Linked DNA regions of Homo sapiens: region 2 is linked to region 1. A link is an interaction called in ENCODE POLR2A ChIA-PET data of the cell type or tissue named here. Cell type or tissue: PC-9. All regions are shown on one strand. Each heading gives the region's core, and the rest is flanking DNA. Links, peaks and the distances in the headings are about the cores only.

The links. ChIA-PET counts read pairs that join two places held together with the same protein. Peaks named below come from ENCODE experiments on the same cell type or tissue, not always from the same donor. Only the 100,000 strongest peaks of a DNase experiment are listed, where the experiment ranks them.
Region 2: POLR2A ChIA-PET joins it to region 1 with 12 read pairs; 2 of 35 experiments call an interaction of 5 or more read pairs at or near these places.

The regions. Positions count from the first base shown.
Region 1 is chr10:78,744,628-78,749,995 of GRCh38, forward strand. No RefSeq gene overlaps it. Among named protein-coding and RNA genes, the nearest start is that of ZMIZ1-AS1, 320 kb to the right of the region's middle. In PC-9, for the core only: no CTCF peak of the experiment used is centred there; no DNase peak of the experiment used is centred there.
Region 2 is chr10:79,124,685-79,130,052 of GRCh38, forward strand. All of the region lies in intron 2 of ZMIZ1 (zinc finger MIZ-type containing 1), which reads left to right. Among named protein-coding and RNA genes, the nearest start is that of ZMIZ1, 58 kb to the left of the region's middle. RefSeq lists enhancers at 1,973-2,491, 4,726-5,367, 4,768-5,062. In PC-9, for the core only: a CTCF peak has its summit at 2,706; a DNase peak (open chromatin) is centred at 2,687; H3K27ac peaks cover 2,962 bases.

The DNA of each region.
Region 1 (5,368 bases), core at 209-5,208:
TGACTCTGAGCCGGAGATCAGTGTGTAGAACATTAATGAGGGGTGTTCCCGGGACCCACACCCATGGGAAAGGGAAGAAAGCAGGGAGAAGCTGAAGGAGAAATCCAGCTACAATGTAGTCACAGCGAGACCGCAGCTGACCCTGTGGGGAGCGCTGAAGCAGGATGGCCCTTCAGAGTGGCCCTGAGTTCAGGCAAAGGGGTTGGGCCTTTCTACCTCCCAGTTGGCCAGTCACTGGATGTGGGCTTTCCCAGGGAGGGGTGTGACCTTGGCAGTGTAGCTTTCTTTAGTCCATTCCTGAAGAGGGCTGACAGCTGACGTGGAGGACTCTCCACTCACAACTCCCAGCAGCTGGGGGAGAGCGTCCTCCAGTCCTGCAGGGGAGACCTGGGTGCCTAGCCCACCTGGTGGCTGTCCCACACTGCTCCCTGTGGCGTCGCCACCCACTGTTCTGGGCCTTCCTTTTCTCCTGGTCCCCCTGTCCGGGCCAGCTCTTCTTTCCCTTCTTCCAGTCTCCCTCAGTGTCAGAGACTGCTCTAAGGAACGACACTTGCAAGGGGGTTGGAGCAGAAACTGGTCACCCTCCATGCTCAACTCTGGCCCTCCAGGGACCTCTCTGGGAGCTGAGAGCAGGCCCCTGGCTGCCCCTGCAGAAGGGTGTCCTCTGAGCTTGAGGCTTCTATATGCAGGAAGGCACATTTGAGTCTGTCCCTCAACCAGGTCCTGACTCTCTGGGCTGTGGACTCTGTCTCTCAATGCATTTTCTCCTTTGCCCTCCTCCCAAGTGGACCTCCAGCCCTGCCCTGACTCTCCTGCCTCAGATTCTAGATATAGCCCAGAAGCCCTGGTAGGAATTAGGTGGGTACTGCACTCTTCACAGAGAAGCAACTGGGCTGTGTGGGACCTCTGGCTCACATTTCCTGGTAGTAAATGATTGTCCGCCTTCATATGGGAGCTTGTGTCCCGGAATATCAGGTCCTTTATCTGTAAAACAAGATTAGTGAGAGGCACAGCAGAGGCACTGGGTAAATGTTTGTGGGGCAAAGGAGTAAGTGCATGGCCTGGGGAATGCAGCTGAGGGACATCGGCCAGCCAGTGTCAGACCAGGTCTGGGCTTGGAGCATGTCCACAGTGTGGTGGTTTAAAACCAGGGCAGAGTGGGGCAGGCCCTCTATCCATCACATACCAGCGTGTGCCTTTGGCAAATTGATGCACCTTCCGTTGTTAGTTTCCTCTTTGTGAAGCAGAGATAATAGTACTCACCTCCAGCGGTGGTTTGAGGGTTGAATTAGACCAAGCATACAGTGGTGTGCTGGGCACACAGTCAGCCCCCAGTACAGGTGTGTTTTCATTCTCACCGTTATGTCAGTTCTGCCTGACTCTGTGTCCACAGAACTTTCCATCACCTCGCACCCGCCTCGATCCCCTCTGGGATGAATATTCTCCAAGTCATCTTGCAAATAAACTCCCTGGCCCAGACCTAACAATGCAGCCTGCCTGCTTTAACTTGGAGTCTGAGCTCGTCCCTCCTGTATCAAACCCTTTAGAGAGCCTGTGAGGCTCCCAAGAGGAAGAAATGAATTGCTCAGCCTGCAGCAGCCCCCTGCTGTTCTTCTAGCTGGCTGGGGTCCCCATTAGTGAAACAGCCCAGCTTTCCCCCAGCAGGAGAGGACACTAGCTTCACAGGGCAGCGTGGAGCTGCGGGATTGGCAGTTCCTAATGGAGGGGGATGGCAATCCCAAACACTGCCCATTAGCAGCGGCTTCTGTGACCCCAGCCGCTCCCGCAGAGCAAACCTTCATCTCCACGTGTCCTCTCTGTGTGCCTGGTGGATGCTTTCCCCTCCCAGGATTGGTCATTAGCACTGAAGGGCGTGGCTGCCAGGCTCCAGGGGGCTTTCTTAGCAGGCTGGGGAGACGGCAAGGAAGGGACATGGAGTGAACAGTGGTCTGGTCCCCCAGAGGTTCGCTGTTGGCCAATATGCTGTGACCCATGGGCTTCCTTGGCCCAGGCCACAAGGTATCTTGCACGCAACTGCAAGGTAGACACGCAGTATCAAGAGTCTTTAGTTAATGGAGCTGTGTGGAGTTAGGGGGATCACAGCTCCATGGTTGGGGGTGGGTAGACACTAGGAGGAGTCTGTTGAATTCCACACTGAGTCCAGCAGTCAAGACCTAGTGATAAAGAACAAAGGCCAGGTCCCGGATAGGGGGTATGTGTAGGGCATGAGGATTTCTGGCAGGAGGGGCTGCAGGCTCAGAGCAGGAGTGAGGTAGTGGTTGGGGGCTATTGTTCCAACCAGATCCAAAGAAGGGCCCAGTAGTGGTGCCTGGGCAGACCCACAGGGTGAAGAAGGAAAGAAGTCACACCCCCAGTAGAAGGCTTAGAAAACCCGCAGTAAGTTCTTTCAGAATCACTCATCAGGTGGCATCATTTCCCTGCTTCCCATCTTCCAGTGGCTGCCCCCAGCCCAGGCTGCCCTGGCAAGTTTTTCACCCGACCTCACCCTCCTTGCTTTTGAGTCTTTGAAAATGTTCCCCAGCCTTTCCCCACCCCAGGGCCTTTGCTCATGCCACTCTACCTGGCAGGAAACCTCTACCTGCCTCAGACTCCAATACCAGCTCCCATCTTGCCCTTCTCAAAGCCTGGACTTCAGTATTTTCTCCAGGGAAGGACCAGTCCTGCCCACCTTACCTAAACTTATGCCCACCATCCTGTTATCCTCTACTTCAGCATCCTATTATGTTTCTTTTAGGCCTCTTATCATAATTTATTCTTACAGGGCTTCTTTGGTAGTTTATTTGTTTATTGTCTGTCTCTCCCTCCAGTTGAAAGACTCTAGGAGGGCAGAAACCACCTCTCTCTCTCTCTTACCATTATCTCCAGCCCTAAACATTCCAGAAGCCCTCAGTAAGTGTCAGCTGTTATTTCTACCAGTTTATTGCTGCTGTGATGGTAGTTACTGTAGGCTAGCAATAAATATCGCTTGAACACTGAGTGAGTATCAAGACTCACTCCAGCTCCCACTCACTTGAGGGGCTGCGATAGCAGATGTGCCAGGCCCCGGGCAGGCAGAAAACTCCTGGCTGTTCACTCTGCCCCCTGGTCCTCACAGGAGGTCAACTCAGCCCCAGAGGTGAGGCGAGCAAGCCCCAACACCATGATCCCTCTGCGTCCAACCTGCCCCTTCCAGGCCTGCCTAGCTCCTGGAGTCACCCCAGAAACTCCCCCCAGCACACATACTGTCATCTCTTCACCGTGAACTGTATTTAAAATGTAAATAAAAAAAGGCTTTTAGGAGATTTAACTGTTTCCCTTGGTATTTAAATTATTCAATTATAACTAAAGCTATTAAAATACAGTTAATTAAAATTGTTAGATTGTTTTCCTTTGCACTGATCGCAGCATTGCCAACTTCTCCCTCTAGCTGTTTAATTCCTATTAAAAATGATAATGCCTCGCTTTATTCATAAATGCAGCAACCTTCCCGCACATTCTTCAAGTGATCTCCTCAACACGAACCGCGCCGTGTTCTTTTCTTCTAGCAGTGAAGCGGAAATTCTGCTGTAGTCTTTAGAGGTTTAATCAGCAGTAAAAGGCCTCAAAATTTAAACATTAGCATTACCAAGTCACAACAAATAATGCAGCCCCCTGTTAAAAAAAAAAGTCTAATTCTAATGCAACGTAATGTCATTAGAGACCAAAGAAGAACCCTGAAGTTTAATAAACGGTGGGACCCAAATAAAGATTTCATAACTTACAACATAAAATCACCCGATCCACATGTTAAATATTTTATTTGAAAGGTTTCACAGCATTTCCAGTGGGAATAGCTCTGCAGTGGAAGTACAGATGGGTAAGTGCTGCCGGAACAGAAAGCAAGAAAAAAAAAAAAGGAAGAAAAGAAGGCTTCGAGGACCAGCTCTTAGCTTGTTGAGTTTGGCATGTATAAGATGGCGCACCCTGAGAAACTAATTGGTTCTAGTGTTTAAACTCCTGAGCCATGTGTTCCCACAAGGATAATGGCTCTTGCAGGTAATGATGGGCAAGGTGGCAACGTATTTAACTTTCTCGAATGTAGCAGGTGCCACCTCTAGAATTTGGAGTGATTTGTGAGCCACATGTGGTGGAGGGGGTGAGCCTTCCAGTCCCCAGATGGAGAAACGGAGGGTATAGTGATGAAATCAGCCCAAGCCATCAAGGGTGACCAGTTGATGAGGAGCCTTCTATGCTCCAAACCAGGCATGAGTAATAATTATCCCGCCCTCGAGGAACTCGGAGTCCAGCAGGGCCCTTGTAAACCACATATGGGGTACAAGTTCAGACTGCATTTGCTCCAATGAATTATTCCTGTGGGGAGGTGGAAGACTTCAAGAGAGAAGGAAAGATTGGTGCTTTGGCTGGCTGAGAAGATCTCTAGTGGCCCAGAGAAGAAGCATAGGAGAAGATCAAGACAAAGAGGCGGGAAAGAGATGGTGAGTTGGGGCCAATGAGTCATTTTTTAGGGCTGGAGCACGGGCTAGTGGGAAGGTTGTGGTGGGAAAATCTAAAGTCTTAGGAACCCCTTCAGGAAAGGTCTTGAACCTCATGCTTAGGAGTTTTGACTGTACTCTGAAGGTTGCCTACAATTTAGAGACCAACCAAAGCCCATTAACTACTTATGTCTGTCACAGAACTGGGTCCTTGGGAGGTAGTTGGTGGTGTTGAGTGTATTAGTCTGTTCTCATCCTGCTAATAAAGACATACCTGAGAGACTGGGTAACTTATAAAGGAAAGGTTTAATTGACTCATAGTTTCACAATGCTGGGGAGGTCTCATGATCATGGTGGAAGACAAAGGAGGAGCAAAGTCAAGTCTTACATGGTGACAGGCAAGAGAGCTTGTGTAGGGGAGCTCCACCTTATAAAAGCATCAGATCTCATAAGACTTATTCCCTATCATGAGAACAGCATGGGAAAGGCCCGCCCCCATGATTCAATTACCTCCCACTGGGTCCCTCCCACAACAAATGGGAATTATGGGAGCTACAATTCAAGATGAGATTTGGGTGGGGACACAGCCAAAAAATATCATTGAGTAAACCAATGAAAGACCTAATGCCTTTCGTGCACTAATTGTCTCTGGGAAAGCCATAGGTTTCACCAATAAGCTGGTGGGTACCCTATCCAAAGGATGGTCTCTGCCAACCTGAGCTCTTGGACCTTGGTCTGCCAGTGTCCTGGGCTCTCACACTGGGGCTATGGTCTTCCATATGGACCCATCCACTTTCATATTCTCTGTTGGGGATATGGGCTTTCTCCTTTGTGCAGCTACAGAACCATAATTGCTGAGCTGCTTAGGTTCACCACATGTGCCTCTTGGCCCAGAG
Region 2 (5,368 bases), core at 197-5,196, 380 kb after region 1:
GAGGCAGCCAGAGAAGACTTCCTGGTGGAGGGGTAAGGGGAGTGGGGTTCCTATACAGAGTGGAAGAGTAGGGTCTTCCTGGGGTCTCTGCACAACTGGGTGGCATGGGTCAGGGCAGTCCGGCTGGGGAGGAAGATTCATTCAGCCACAGCTGAGGCAGCCCCTGAGGGCCTTGAATGCTAGGCCACAGAGTTTGGCCATGAACCTGCAGGGAGTGGGGAGCTAAAAGAGACTGCAGGGCAGTGGCACCTCCTTTGTGAGAGCTAGGAGGGCTGGCCTCAGCTTGCAAGCTAGGGCAAGGGTGAGGTGTGGTCCAGTCTAAGACTTAGTTCACCCAGGAACTGTGGCAGCAGGAAGAGCAAGGTTGGAGGCTTGTCCACTGGCCGGACCTTCATGCTCCACCACGGCCTCTTCAGCAACCCAGGCACCTCTGCTGGACCAGGCGCTGGGGCTTTCTACCAAAAGGGAAAGCCAGTCTTCTCAAATGCTGCAAGATAAAGCGACCGACGATGGAGCCAGGTGCCACAATCTGCACACCTCCCCCAACCCCATCTGCCATGGGCCTGACCTCAGCTCAGAGCTTGGGGCAGGCGTTGCTCAGTGACACAGTGGGATCAGAGAGGCTCAGAGACCAGCCCGGGGGCACACAGCATTCCTCATGGTGGGTACAGAGGCTAGAGCAGGTAGGCAGCATCTTTCCCAAGAGAGGTAGGTCTGGGTCTCCCTCTGGCCGTCCCAGGGTCCTGGACATGCTTCATGGATGGTGTGTGCTCACTCTGGTAGGAGTGTAAGGTTGTAAAGAGTTTCCTGGGTGTTACTTACTGAGGGCGCTTCTCCCTCCCACTGATGTTTGCCCCACTGGCTCTTTTTGAGCTCTGGAGTTTGTCTCTTTCTGGTTCATGAGCCACACACCCAGGCCACACATTGGGGCAGAGGACAGCCTTGGCCGTGCCTGTGTTCCTAGGTCTGAAGCCTCAGCGACCTTGCAGCAAGTAATAGACACTGGGTGGGGCCACAAGCGTGACATCTTTATTGGAATAAAAACAAAACCACAGCCTCTCTCTCGTGTTGGGAGGAGTGGTCTTTAGAAATCATTTTACCCACCCCACTCATGGCACAGATGAGGAAACTGAGGCCCAGAGATAGGAGGGCATGCCCCAAGGTAGCCAACATGGCGCTTCAGGCTATCAGCTGAGTGCAGGGCCACACTAAACTGTGTAGGCTACATGGGGGTGCAGAGGCTGGCAGGGGCAGGGACCAGCAGCAGCGATAGGAGCCTTCTATCTGCAGAAAGGCAGGACTGACCCTGAAGGGCCAAGGAAGCTCTGGGGACCTGTGGAGAGCCACCCAGAACTGGGACTGAGAGCTGCACGGGAACCCGCAGACCTGGCTCCGTGGAGCCGCATTTGTGTTCTGCCTCCTGCTGTGAGAGGTTCGCCACCACAAGCAAGGGCTTATCCTGTCATCCATTTACCCAGAGAGCCCCAGTGAGGCCGGGATTTGTAGGCCCAATGGTCAGGGCTAGGGGCAACGCCTCAGAGTCAGGGCCTAGTGTGAGGCTTATAAGGGGCAAGGGAGTGAAGAAATAAAGTGGACTCAGGAAACCAGGGGCTGCCCTTCCCCTCATCAGCCCCCTCTGCCAAGGCTTAGCAGAGTGTCCAGCAGGCTCAACCATCTGGGAGGCTGCTGACCACAGGCAGCATGGCATTACCTAGGGCCAGGGTCTAGGGGCTCTGAAGGCCTCAGGGGTCAGGGAGAGCTTCCTGGAGGAGGTGAGTGCCAGCTGAGCCCCAAAGAATGACCAGACTGTGAACCAAACTGAAAGCATTCCACGCAAAGGGAACAGCTGGGCCAAGACCCTGTGGCAGCCACACTGGGGCAGATAATGGGGGCTTTGTGGAGGCTAGGACTGCTCAGGGAAAGAAATGAGGCTGGAGGTGCCCCCGGGGGGTTGGAGACGGCAGAAGGAAAGAAGGTTATATTTTGCTTTTAACTTGCTAAATGCCCCTGAGTAGATCACTGCCCCACTTTTGTGCCTCAGTTTCCCTTTTATCTCCTCTGAGCTTCAGGCACCTGGGGAGCCACAGCAGGGAAGTGCCTCAGTGGAAGAGTCCGCTTCTGGAGGCTTTGAGCTGATGCTGGGGATATGAGCTGAGGGAAGTATGGGCTTCCCCAGCACCTCGGGGGCAGTTGGCCCAGAAGGCTGCTGCTGGACCCAAGGCTTCTCCCCAGTGGAGGAGAGCTGACCTAAGATTTCTGGGGTTTGCCAGGCTGGACCAACCTGAGAGGATGAGGGATTAGGTCCCTGGGGCAGCCCCCACTACAGACTAAGGACCTGGGTCCCAGGATAAAATGAGAGATGCGCCTCCCTTCTCTTTGCTGTGACCAACTCCTTCTTTCCTCCTTCTGCCTCCTTCCCTCCTGCTGGGGACAGGGAGGGGACAATATTTATTCCTTCCCAAGGCTGCAGCTGACTGATACCCTGATGCAGAGGAAATGCCATGCCAGTGCCAGGCATGCTGCCGGCGCTCTGGGTGCCTGGTGCCCTCTCCAGGTGTGGCTCCTCCCCATAGCCCTGGGCTCGGCCGGTCTGTGTTTGCAGAGCCTCCACTGACCTGCAGCGGCCTCTCTCTCATGCCTCTCCTATCAGCAGAGCGCCAGCCATGGGCTCCTTGGACTACAAGTCCCCGGGATTGCGCAAATTCCCCCAGCAGTTTGCACAGCAGCCAGCTCAGGCCCCGTCAGATGGCCCAGGTTCCTGCTCGGGAAGCCCATTCTTTTCTGGAATAATAAAGCAGCCACCCCACAGCAGGGGGTGGCAAGCTTCTCTTATCCTCACAACCCCTGACTCATGTCACCCTCATAATATCAAGTGGGCTGGGGCGGGGTGGGGAGGTGGGTGGCGTTTTCCAGAGGGGGAACTGGAGTCAGAGAAGAGAAGGCATGAGACTTGACCAGGGTCACACGGCCCAGCCAGGACTCCAACCAGGCCCCTGCTCAGCCTTTTTAGACCGAGCCAGTGTTTCCTGTTCAGGGCCATGCAGGAGGTGAGTCAGGAGCAGGCCCTTTGCAGGAGCTGCTGGGGGCCAGCAGGAGAGGCCACCAGTCTCTGTCTTCCCTCTTTGGCTCCAGCTGCTTTAATTGGCTGGGGCTGCCAGTGGCGCTGACATTTACCTGGTGGGAAGGAGGGCCTCCTCCCTCTTGAATTGAGATGCTAAAAATAACAGGGCCCAGCTTCCCAGGGCCACTGCTCAGCCAGCGCCTGCCTGCCCCCTCAGCTACCTTTTTCCTGGGTGCTGGAAGCTAATTGCTTTGCAAGCATGCAGTTCCTTGCGCTGAGAACTTCCTAGGGATTGGGACAGGAGGCATTGCATGCTCAGCTTCTGAGTCTAAAGAGGGGTCTCTGCAAGACCTCCCTCCCCTCCAGGCAGCAGGGTGATGGTCTTCTGCCTCAGGTCTCCCTCCCCCTTTTCTCCCTGGGTGCAGTACCTGTCCAGGTTGACTACTCCACCCCTAGGTGCTTGGGTGCCTTCTTTGAGCTGCCAGAGTTTCCCCTGCTCTAAGAGAGGGGGCTCTGCCCTCCTTGGAGTTTTCTAGTACTCACCTCTCCCTGCACCATACTCGACCCAGACATATGCGGTGTGGCCCTCTGCCCTCATGCTGTTCATTTTGTCATACCAGCAACCAAGAGGAGCCCAGGCTTCGGAGCTGGACAAGTTTAAATCCAGCTGTGTGACCATAGCACATTTCCAAGCCTCTCTTTTCTCATCTCAGAAATGGGCATGAATCTGACCTTTGCAGTGTTGTTGCAGAATGAATCGCAGTGGGCAAAACATGCCTGATCAAGAGTGGAGCCCCTGGGGCCAGGAGGAGGCGTGTGTACATCATGGGGCGTTCCTTTCTCTTGCTGTGTAAATAGACCCTGGAACTCAATAAATTAGATTGATTGGACCAGAAGGGGAAGGTCTTGAAGACCCAGGCTAAGGATTAGGGACTCAGTCTCCCTGAAAACAGGGTATGCTTGCCAATCCCCAGGGCACCTCCAGAGTGGCCTGTGTGTTTGTCCAGTTCTTGCCCTGGGTCAGTGTGACCATAATCATTTTGACATTGGCCAGCATCTCCCGGGCTTTGGGATCATTCCAGTGGAAAAAGTAGTTTTCAGTGCTCTATGCTTGGCAGGTGTGAGAGCCTGGGCGTGCTTAACCCATCCACACCTCAATTTCCTCATCTGAAAATGGGGATGATAATACTTCCTTCCCCGTTAAGTATTGTAAGGATTAGATTAGCAACATATGCACAGTACTTAGAAAGTCTGGTGCAGGGTAACACTTGGTATGTGTTAGCTGGTACTCATAGTAGTAAGAATAGTCTAGCAGTTGGGAGTAATAACAGCAGCCACCTGCCGTTTGTTTAATGGTTTTTATCAGATGCTGTGCCGGATGCTAAGCACTTTAAGTACATTATTTAATGTCACTCTCCCCCACCTCCCAGCAACCATACACAAGGTACTGTTATAAGCTCTGAGTTCCAGATGAGGAAACTGAGACACAGAGAGTAGTTGAACTGAAAACCAGAGTTCAGCATCAGCCCCACTAGGGTGGCCGTCCAGATTGCCTGGGACCGTCCTGGTTTTAGCATGGAAAATTCTGTGTCCCAGAAACCTGTCACTTGTGGGCAAACCAGGATGGTTGACCACCCAAGGCCTGCCTGAGTCCACTGGCCCCACTCTGAAGCCCACAGGATCCTCTTCTTGGCGCAGGGGCTTGCTGGTGCAGTCGCTCGGCCCCTTCCCACACCTCATAGGCCCCTCCCCCAGCCAGATTGTGCCTGCCCATCCCCCAGGGCCTGGCTCCAGTCTCCTCTCTGGCTTCCTCTCTTCCCTCCCCTCTGCCAGCAGGAGGGGCATGACTCATGCCTGGTGGGCTCTTTGCTCAAGGCTGTGACTGCAGTTGTCTGGTGGACTCTGAGCTGCCCCTCACCAGGCCTCAGTCTCCCTATTTGCACTGAGGGCTTTAGTGGCTTTGCTCCCAGCTTTCTGGAGACGTTCAGGAAACCTCTTCCTTGAAAGAGGGAGGGCAGAGCGAGCCCCTGCCCCCAGCCCTGGCCTGAGCAGTTGGGAGGGATCGCACTGGCCCTTCCGGTGCATTGATGGAGTGCACTGCTGACAAAGGAGAAAGGTCAGCAGGGGGACAGAGCGGAGTTGGTGGTGGCCTGCTGGCCTGCAGTGCCCTCCCACAAGATAGGGCTTCCTGGGGGAGGGGAGCAGTGCTCCCTGGGCTCTGGGTCAATTCATATTGATGCAGGCAGCTGCTGGTTCAGCAAAGCTGGGCATCCAAGCCCCCAGAGGGCTGCGGGGAGATGCCTAGGT